Regions from separate parts of the Homo sapiens genome. Here region 1 is linked to region 2. Evidence: read pairs that join two places in POLR2A ChIA-PET (ENCODE). Cell type or tissue: HepG2. All regions are shown on one strand. Links, peaks and the distances in the headings refer to the core of each region. The heading gives the core; the rest is flanking DNA.

What was found. ChIA-PET counts read pairs that join two places held together with the same protein. Peaks named below come from ENCODE experiments on the same cell type or tissue, not always from the same donor. Only the 100,000 strongest peaks of a DNase experiment are listed, where the experiment ranks them.
Region 1: POLR2A ChIA-PET joins it to region 2 with 5 read pairs; 9 of 35 experiments call an interaction of 5 or more read pairs at or near these places.

What each region holds. Positions count from the first base shown.
Region 1 is chr20:34,466,631-34,472,011 of GRCh38, reverse strand. It overlaps ITCH (itchy E3 ubiquitin protein ligase), which reads right to left. Exons shown (of 25, transcript NM_031483.7): 15 at 1,892-1,964; 16 at 497-568. Among named protein-coding and RNA genes, the nearest start is that of MIR644A, 3.0 kb to the right of the region's middle. In HepG2, for the core only: no CTCF peak of the experiment used is centred there; no DNase peak of the experiment used is centred there.
Region 2 is chr20:34,347,058-34,352,438 of GRCh38, reverse strand. No RefSeq gene overlaps it. Among named protein-coding and RNA genes, the nearest start is that of ITCH, 14 kb to the left of the region's middle. In HepG2, for the core only: no CTCF peak of the experiment used is centred there; a DNase peak (open chromatin) is centred at 2,678.

The DNA of each region.
Region 1 (5,381 bases), core at 154-5,153, 120 kb before region 2:
CTGTCACCAATGACCACTTTTTTTCCTGTTAAGAGTAACATACGCTTATTGTAAAAATCCAAGTAATACTGAAGTGTTAAAACAAGTCTTCCCCTCTCCTTTCTACAATCTGATAATGTTCATATGGGTATTTCCAGACCTTTGGCTACCAAAAACCTATTATCTTACCTATGCATTTATTTCAAATCATACCAGTTTAGAAATGGAAACCTGAAACACACACACACACACACAAACCTATTATCTTACCTATGCATTTATTTCAAATCATACCAGTTTAGAAATGGAAACCTGAAACACACACACACACACACACACACACACACACACACACACACCCCTTAAGCCCTAAGGTGGCTGGCAATGAGATCGCACTTGAAAAATTCAAGGACTTCAACTCAAGAAGTTCCAAACCATTCAGATTAAACTGACAGCACCAAAAGCGGGTCCTAAGCTAGCAGCCAGGGGGGAAATTATTGAGAGAATGAAACAGTACCTGTTGAAAGGAATCCTCAAACAATGTTTTTCTTGTCACTGTAATCTTTATGTGCTGTGGCATGGCCAGTTGCTGAAATAGAAGAATGACTTAAGTCAACTCTCATCATTAAAATAGCCTATCAAAAAAATCAAAAGGGGAAAGTTTTATTTACTTTTATCTTTCCTTACAGAAACAAGTAGACTATGAATATAAATTTATATTCAATAATGTTTACCAATGCATCTGTGAGTATTCATGCTAATTACAGATTAATATATGCAAACAGAAGAACCACAAGATTGATCTCATATGCACACTGCTTACTTAATAATGTGTCAAATAAATCTTTACTTAATCTTATTTTCCAACAGTTAATCCAGATTCTTCTTGCTTCCATGGGTCCAGTTAATTACAAGAGTTTCAAGTGTAAAAATATTCATCACAGTAACTTTGACTAGGGCATTCATTTGATTTAGAACCCATAAAAAATCATTAATTCCAGTAAATATCTATACATAAGAAATAGTTGATCACATCTGAAAAAAACACTGAATATAACATCTATGTATGGACATGTTCATGTATGTATGAACATGTATTTATCTATCAAAGTCAGTTATATCAAACGATAGATATAAAAATGGCTGGTGTCCGGGCATGCTGGTTTATGCCTGTAATCCCAGCACTTGGGGAAGATGAGGCAGGAGGATCATTTGAATCCAGGAGTTCAAAACCAGCCTGGGCAACATAAGGGGACCCTGTCTCTACTAAAAATTAGCCAGGTGTGGTGAAGTGCATCTGTAGTGTCAGCTAGCGAGAAGGCTGAGGCAAGAGGATCACTTGAGCCCAGGAGGTCAAGGCTGCAGTAAGCCATGATGGCACCACTGCACTCCAGCCTGGGTGACAGAGTGAGATCCTGTCTCAGAAAAAATAACACATAAAAATAAAGTAGCTGGTTAAAATTATATCAGAAAATGCTTTTACTTACATTTGAAGATTCCTGCAATCTGAAAGTAATGGCTACTGAGGAAAAAGTGACAATGTTTGCTTATTCAGATGGTTTCAAGTTTAATTTTCTTCTTTAAAAAAAAGAAATATATATATATATATATTTACAGAGGTAAGGCCTCAATATGTTGCCCAGACTGGTCCTGAACTCCTGAGCTCAAGTGATCTGCCCACCTCGGCCTCCCCAAGTGCTGGGATTACATGAGGTTTAATTTTCTGAATAACCAAAGTCACAAATGATCTAATTGATAAATCTATTTATTTGCTCTAAAAATAGATGAAAGAGATTCTAATGCTTCCCATTTTACCTGTTTTTCTGTGAGTTAAGTATTTTCACAATCACTGTGTAATATAAAGCAACACAACAAAGTTAAGGCAGTACAGAGATACAGTTCCAATACTAACCTGACACCAGAACCGGAAATACTGAACCTTTGCTTTGAAGTCCCGAACATAGGCTATCTGAGGTCCATTGTCTCTGAGGAAGAACAAGGGTTAACAGGACATATATAGCTGCTTGTAAAAGATAATGCTGAAGGAAAGCAAAATATCCCACCCTCTCTCAGCACTTACTAACCAAATTCAAAAATATAGCATATTCCTAACAAAACCATTCTTTGCTTTTTGAGAGATATTTCCCCAAGAATACTTTTAAGTAACAGAAAAAACAAACAAAAAACTTTGATTTTGTTGAAACTACTGTTGTGGGATTTTCTTTTCTATGCTGCCAAATCTAAGAGGGCTAAGTAAAGGGGTTTCTATCTGAGAATGCTGTCTATCCCAACATCAATTCCCTCCTTTATCTTTAAGTAAAACCCTTGCTATTTAACTAAGTAGAATGCTACATATAATAAAGACTACATTTCTCTATATGGCCATGTGACTTAAGTCTCTAAGTGAAAGTGGCATATGAAACGTTCAAGAAGGATCTTTTTGGCCAGGTGCAGTGGTTCACACCTATAAATCCCAGCACTTTGGGAGGCTGAGGCGGGTGGATCATCTGAGGTCAGGAGTTTGAGACCAGCCTGACCAACATGTTGAAACTCTGTCTCTACTAAAAATTATAAAAATTAGCCGGGTGTGGTGGCAGGTGCCTCTAATCCCATCTACTTGGGAGGCTGAGGCAGGAGAATCACTTGAACCTCAGAGGTCAAGGCTGCAGTGAGCTGAGATTGCACCACTGCACTCCAGCAAGGGTGACAAAGCTAGACTCCGTCTAAAAAAAAAAAGGAAGGATTTTCTAAAAGACAGCTAAAATAGCTAAAAAGTGTGTGAGTGTGTGTGTGTGTGTGTGTGTGTGTGTTTATAATTTGCCCTTCCTCCAAATTCCAGCCTGGAGTGTGACCCTGATAGCTTAAGTTTCAGCAGCTGTCACAGACCATGAGGTCACTTTGAAGAATGAGACCATACTCTAGGATGGTAGAAAAGACAGAAGAATTTTAGATCACTATGACACCATGGGGTTTCTCAGCTAGCCTTGGACTTAATACCACTGCATTATCTCCCTCTTAAAAATTCAATGTATATCAGTGTAGAAATACAACTGATTTTGTACATTGACTTTATATTCTGTTACGCTGTTAAATTCACTTACTAGTTCTAGTAATTTTTTCTAGATTCTTCATGATTTTCTGTATACAAACGTTATTTGTGTGAGGGGAAAAGAGACAGTTTTACTTCTTCCTTTCCAATTTATACATCTTATATTTCTTTTCTTTTCTTTCTTTTTTTTTTTGAGATGGAGTCTTGCTCTGTCTCCCAGGCTGGAGTGCAGTGGCGCAATCTCTGCTCACTGTAACCTCTGACCCAGAGGTTCAAGCGATTCTCCTGCCTCCGCCTCCTGAGTAGCTGGGATTACAGGTGCCCACCACCATGACTGACTAATTTTTGTATTTTTAGTAGAGACGGGGTTTAGCCATGTTGGCCAGGCTGGTCTCAAACTCCTGGCCTCAAGTGATCTGCCTGCCTGGGCCTCCCAAAGTGCTGGGATTACAGGCGTGAGCCACCATGCCCGGCCTGTATTTCTTTTTCTCATCTCACTGCACTGGGTAGGAATACTGACACAATGTTGAATGAAGTAATGACAGTAGATATCCTTGTCTTACTCTTGATGTTCTACGGTATTTCATCATTAATTGTGATGTTGGCTGTAAGCTTTTGTTACATTTTTTTTTTCCAATAAAAATGTTTCCGGCAGGGCGCAGCAGCTCACGCCTGTAATCCCAGCACTTTGGGAGGCCAAGGCAGGTGGATCATGAGGTCAGGAGATTGAGAACATCCTGGCTAACACAGTGAAACCCCGTCTCTACTAAAAATACAAAAAATTAGCCAGGTGTGGTGGCGGGCGTCTGTAGTCCCAGCTACTCAGGAGGCTAAGGCAAGAGAATGGCGTGAACCCGGGAGGCAGAGCTTGCAGTGAGCTGAGATTGTGCCACTGCACTCCAGCCTGGGCGACAAAGTGAGACTCCGTCTCAAAAAAAAAAAAAAAAAAGTTTCCAAGGTAGCTGAGAGTTTCTCATAAATTTGCATTGTATTATGTCACAAGCTTTTCCTGAAATTATCGTATGATTTTTCTCCTTTAACCAATTTTGTTTGTTTTGACATGGAATGTCACTCTGTCACCCAGGGTGGAATGCAGTGGCCTGAAACCTCATCTCTACTAAAAATACAAAATTAGCCAGGCATGGTGGCGCATGCCTATAATCCCAGCTAATCAGGAGGCTGAGGCAGGAGAATTGCTTGAACCAGGGAGGCCGAGGTTGCGGTGAGCCGAGATTGGGCTATTGCACTCCAGCCTGGGCAACAAGAGTGAAACTCCGTCTCAAAAAAAAAAAAAAAAAAAAAAAATGAAAAAGAAAACATTTCCATCACTTGTATTTTATGAATGAATTTGAATAGGACTGATTAATTTATAACTTATAAGTTTGATGAACCTTACCAGTGACACCATCTAGGCCAGAATTTTCTTCATGAGAAATCTTTTTTTTCTTTTTTTTTTTTTTTGAGACAGGGTCACACTCTGCCACCCAGGCTCAAGTACAGTGGCGCGATCTCGGTTCACCACAGCTTCCTGGGCTCAAGCAATCTTCCCATCTCACCCTCCTAAGTAACTGGGACTACAGGCATGCACCACCACACCCAGCTAATATTTTGTATTTTTTGTAGACATGGGTTTCACCATGTTGCCTAGGCTGGTCTTGAACTCTTGAGCTCAAGTGATCTGCCCACCTTGGCCTCCCAAAGTGCTGAGATTACTGGCATGAGCCACTGGGCCTGCCCTTAAAAATTATTTAATTATGCATTTGATTTATCAGCTATAGGGATATTTAGACTTACTATCTGTTCTTGTGTCCATTTTGGTGACATATCTTTCAAAGAATTTGTCCATTTGATCTAAAATGTTAAAGTTATTGGCATAAATATACCCTTTATTATCCTTTTAATGTCTATAAAATATACAGTGATGTCCCTCTTTTTTTCTCTATAGGTTTAATTACTAAGGGTTGTTAATATTATTAATGTTTACCAAAAATTTATCTTCTAGCTTTGGGCGCTCCATTGTTTCTTTTCCACTTCACTGAGTTCTGCTTTTATTTATTTCCTTTCTTGTACTTACTTTAGGTTTAATAACTTGCCTTTTTCTAGCATCTGAATGTAAAAGCAGAGATCACTGATTTTATCTTTCCTATATTCTCATCTACTTCTTTAAAACAAAAGTTTCCCGCTGAAGACTACTTTAGTTAAATCCCACAAATTGTGATATGTGGTGTTTTAATTATTATTCAAAATAAAATATTTCCTGATTTTTCTTGTAACTTCTTTTTTGAGCAATGGTAATGATGTGGTGTAAGTCCTGCTGGACTATTTTTAAATAATGGGGACAAATACACTTCTA
Region 2 (5,381 bases), core at 98-5,097:
TCACTGCAACCTCCGCCTCCCGGGTTCAAGCGATCCTCCTGCCTCCGCCTCCTGAGTAGCTGGGATTACAGGCATGCACCACCACGCCCAGCTAATTTTATATTTTTAGTAGAGAAGGGGTTTCTCCATATTGGTCAGGCTGGTCTGGAACTCCTGACCTCAGGGGATCTGCCCACCTCAGCCTCCCAAGGTGCTGGGATTACAGGCGTGAGTCGCTGAGCCTGGACTATCCATAAGCCTTTCAAGGAGAAAGAGCCAGTCTTGTCCATACTCATGTGTCTTCTGGCACGTAGTGACACCTTAAGGGTGCTCAGGAAATGCTTGAATGAAACCTCTCTGTAAACAGAAAGGAGGAGACAAGGACATATATTGAGTGCCCACCGTGTGTTTATGAACTAGATGTGCCTTTATTCATCCCACAGCTACCCAGTGAGGTAGGAGTCACTGTGATTCCCACTTTCATAGAGGAAGAAACAGGTTCAGAAGGCTAAAGTGACTGGCCAAAATTCACAGTGAATGCAAGAAACAGATCTGAGATTGGAACTCAGGATTGTCTCTTTCAACTTCATCACAACTGCCTCTTCCTGAATCAATGATAGGAAGAGTCTCTTTTTCTGTATCCTTCAAATTTTCTATACTGAATTAGAAGTAGGAAAAAAAAAGTTATAGGCCGGGCACAGTGGCTCATGCCTGTAATCCCAACACTTTGGGAGCCTGAGGTGGATGGATCGCCTGAGGTCAGGAGTTCAAGACCAGCCTGGCCAACATGGTAAAACTCCATCTCTACTAATAATACAGAAATTACCCTGGCATACCATGCCTGTAATCCCAGCTACTCGGGAGGCTGAGACAGGAGAATCATTTGAACCTGGGAGGCGGAGGTTGCAGTGAGCCGAGATCGCGCCATTGCACTCCAGCCTGGGTGACAGAGCAAGACTTCATCTCAAAAAAAAAAAAAAAGAAAGAAAGAAAGAAAAAGTCTGGGCATAGTGGCTCACGCCTATAATCCCAGCAATCTGAGAGGTGAGGTGGGCGGATCACGAGGTTAGGAGTTTAAGACCAGCCTGACCAACATGGTGAAACGCTGTCTCTACTAAAAATACAAAAATTAGCTGGGCATGGTGGCGCGCACTTGTAATCCCAGCTGCTCAGGAGGCTGAGGCAGAAGAATCGCTTGAATCCAGGAGGCAGAGGTTGCAGTGAGCCAAGATCACGCCACTGTACTCCAGCCTGGGCAATAGAGCAAGACTCCATCTCAAAAAAAAAAAAAGTTATAAAAATAGATCACCATAAGGAGCTCTCAGCACATCCCCCTGCAATTTTGGGGAGATTTGAGCTTCAGAGGGGCAACTGCAAGACTAAAGAACAGCCTTAGATAATAATCAGCATGTCAGAGCTTCTTCTAGTCCTGCTCATTATCCTCAGTTCCTTCTTTTCTTGTTCTCAAACCTAAAGTTATCCTTCTTCCAGGAAAGCCCCACTGGCCTATCTCTACAAATTACAGACCTGAATAATTTCTTGCCTAAAGTTCTCACTGGAGATTTCAGTCTCAAAAACAAACAAACAAACTTAACCTGCCTTACTTGCTTTTCTTTTCTTTCCTTTTAAAAATTTTTATCAGGCCGGGCGCTGTGGCTCACGCCTGTAATCCCAGCACTTTGGGAGGCCGAGGCGGGCAGATCACGAAGTCAGGAGATCGAGACCATCCTGGCTAACACAATGAAACCCCATCTCTACTAAAAATACAAAAAATTAGCCGGGCGTGGTGGCGGGCGCCTGTAGTCCCAGCTACTTGGGAGGCTGAGGCAGGAGAATGGTGTGAACCCGGGAGGTGGAGCTTGTGGTTAGCAGAGATCGCGCCACTGCACTCCAGTCTGGGCGACAGAGCAACACTCTGTCTCAAAAAAAAAAAAAAAAAAAAAAAAAAAGAATCAGCTTATATCATGCTTTGATTTGTTTCCTTTTAGTCACTTGCTTCTAGTTGATTTTAAAACCTATATAGCTAAAAGTCACATAGCTAAGCAGTATATAACTAGACTTCCACAACTTCCTTATAGATAACATCTCTGATGTATAGGTCACTGTGACAGTGGTTGCTTAAGTTGTTTTTCAGGAACTCACAGTCAGTTCTTATCCAGTTCAAGATGGCTGAGCCCACCGACCCTTCACCTCGGCCTGCTTGAGTATCTGATGGGTGACCTTTCAATGTTAGAGTGCCAAAAAGCCCTAAAGTCCATCCTTAGATCGTACTAATGATGTCATTTTCTGAACATGCATCCTATGAACCATAAAGCTTAACTGGCTTGCACAGATCACCAATGGCCCCACTTTTCTTTACCTCCAATCACCTTTCCCTACACCTTGGACCACCTTGCTTCTTTATCCCATAAACATCCCTAAACCCTGTTTTCAGAGATGCAGATTTCAGACATGTTCTCCTATCTCTTCACTGGGCTGCCTTGTGAATAATCTCTTTATTGGCTGCAAAACTTATCATCTCAGTGATTGGCTTACTGTGCAACAGGCAGAACGAACCTGGTTCGGTAATGTTGATTTTTCAGCTGAGGCAACTATCCCAGAGTGGTTAGGCGACTTCCCTGAGATCAGCTAGTAATTGATGGAATCAGGATTCACATTTGATCGGCCCGACCTAGAGCCCTCACTCTGAACCTTTAAACCAACATCTTTCAAGGGGTTGGGCAGTGACAGATGTACACAAGATGATTTTAGGTGGTGCCATAAATGGTCATTTAAAACAACTTTTGCTGGGCACAGTGATTCACATCTGTAATCCCAGCACTTTGGGAGGCTGAGGCGGGTGAGTCACCTGAGGTCAGGAGTTCAAGAGCAGCCTGGCCAACATGGCAAAACCCTGTCTCTACTAAAAATAACAAAAATTAGCCAGGTGTGGTGGCAGGCGCCTGTAATCCTGGCTACTCGGGAGGCTAAGGCAGGAGAATCGCTTGAACCCAGGAGGCGGAAGTCTCAGTGAGCCAAGATTGCGCCATTGCACTCCAGCCTGGGCAACAAGAGTGAAACTCCATCTCAAAAAATAAATAAATAACTTTTTTTTTTTTTTTTTAAATAGAGACTGGTTTTGCCATGTTGCCCAGGCTGGTCTCAAACTCCTGGGCTCAAGTGATCTGCCAGCTTCAGCCTCCGAAAGTGCTAAGATTATAGGCATGAGCCACCGTGCCCAGCCTAAAAATATGTTTTTATTGTGAAAAATATCAGAGATAGATAAGAAAAGAGAAAACAGTATAATGAATTTCTAGTGTCATAAGCTTCAAATACCAGTAACAATAGTTTTCAGACTGGGCATGTTTGTTCACACCTGTAATCCAAGCACTTTAAGAGTCTGAGGTGAGAAGATCACTTGAAGTCAGGAGTTGGAGATCAGCCTGGGCAACATAAAGAGACCCTCATCTCTAAGAAAAGGCTGGATGCGATGGCTCATGCCTGTAATCCCAAACTTGGGGAGGCTGAGGCAGGCGGATCACTTGAGGTCAGGAGTTCAAGACCAGCCTGGCCAATATAGTAAAACCCTGTCTCTACTGAAAATACAAAATTAGCCAGGCGTGGTGGCGCATGCCTGTAGTCCCAGCTACTAGGGAGGCTGAGGCAGGAGAATGGCTTGAACCTGAGAGGCGTAGGTTGCAGTGAGCTGAGATCATGCACTGCACTCCAGCCTGGTGACAGAGCAAGACTTGGTCTCAAAAAGAAAGAAAAATAGTTTCATCTACTACCTCCATTGATGGCTTATTTCAAAGCAAATCCCAGACATCATATAATTTCTTCTGTCAGTATTTCAATAGATTGTGTGGTAGCTTTTTATCTTAGCAGTTGCATTCCTTAGTAATGTATATACTGAAGCAGTGGGTGGCTAATGCATCGAGCTGGTCATTTCACACATATTGCTTAGGATGTGGCTAAAGTAGGATTTTAGCTATTAAAACTATGAGATGCCATGTTTTCACTATCAGATTGGTCAGGAACAAAAAAATTGCTATCTCAACAGTGTTACCAAGCAAGTGAGAAACAGCCATACTCCTGATTGGAGTATAAATTGACGTGATGCCAATTGTGTGGTGGAAGGACAATTTGGCTGTATCTATGAAAATTTTAAAAATATATGTCAGGACTGGGCACAGTGGCGTATGCCTGTAATCCCAGCACTTTGGGAGGCCGAAGTGGAAGGATTGCTTGTATCCAGGAGTTGTGGACAACCATAGGCAACATAGCAAGACCCCATCTCTACAAAAAATAAAAAATTATTTGTGCATAGTGGTGCAGGTGTGTAGTCCCAGGTACTCAGGAGGCTGAGGCAGGAGGATTGCATGAGACCAGGAGGTTGAGGCTGCAATGAGCTGTGATCCTGCCACTGTACTCCAGTCTGGGCAATAGAATGAGACCTTGTCTTAAAAAAAAAAAAAAGACATAGGAGAAAATCTTCAAGACCTTGGGTTAGGCAAAGATTTCTTAGATATGACAACAAAAGCTTAATCTATAAAAGGAAAAATTGGTCAATGAAACCATCAAAATTCAAATTTTTCTGTATCTTAAAAGACACCATTTGCTTTCTGTGTTACCCATGGAGGGGTCCATGTGACGTTGTTCTGGATTCCCATTGTAACTTCAAGGGAAACTTTCACAATGTCCAGAGCCCTTGATGTCCTGCCAATGAAGAAAGAGGATGTCTTCAAGTTCCTTGTAGCAGGATAGCAGGAACCCACTTAGGTGGCATCAGCCTTGACTTCCAAATGGAACAGCACTTTTTTTTTGGAGACAGTCCAGCTCTGTCACCCAGGCTGGAATGCAGTGATGCGATCTCAGCTACTGCAACCTCCGCCTCCTGGGTTCAAGCGATTCTCCTGCCTCAGCCTCCCTAGTAGCTGAGATTACAGGTGCCTGCCACCATGCCCAGCTAATTTTTGTATTTTTAGTAGAGATGGGGTTTCACTGTGTTGGCCAGGCTGGTCTCGAACTCCTGACCTCATGATCTGCCCACCTCGGCCTCCCAAGTGCTGGGATTACAGGCGTGAGCCACTGCGCTCGGCCACTTTTTTTTTTTTTTTGAGACAAAGTCACACTTTTGGCCAGGCTGGAGTGCAGTGGCGCCATATCGGCTCACTGCAATCTCTGCCTCCTGGATTCAAGCGATCCTCCTGCCTCAGCCTCCCAAGTACCTGGGATTACAGGCACACGCCACCATGCCTGGCTAATTTTTGTATTTTTAGTAAAGATAGGGTTTCACCATGCTGGCCAGGCTGGTCTCAAATTCCTGACCTCGTGATCAGCCCACTTCGGCCTCCCAAAGTGCTGGGATTGCAGGCGTGAGCCACTGAGCCCAGCAACTTTTGTATTTTTAGTAGAGGTAGGTT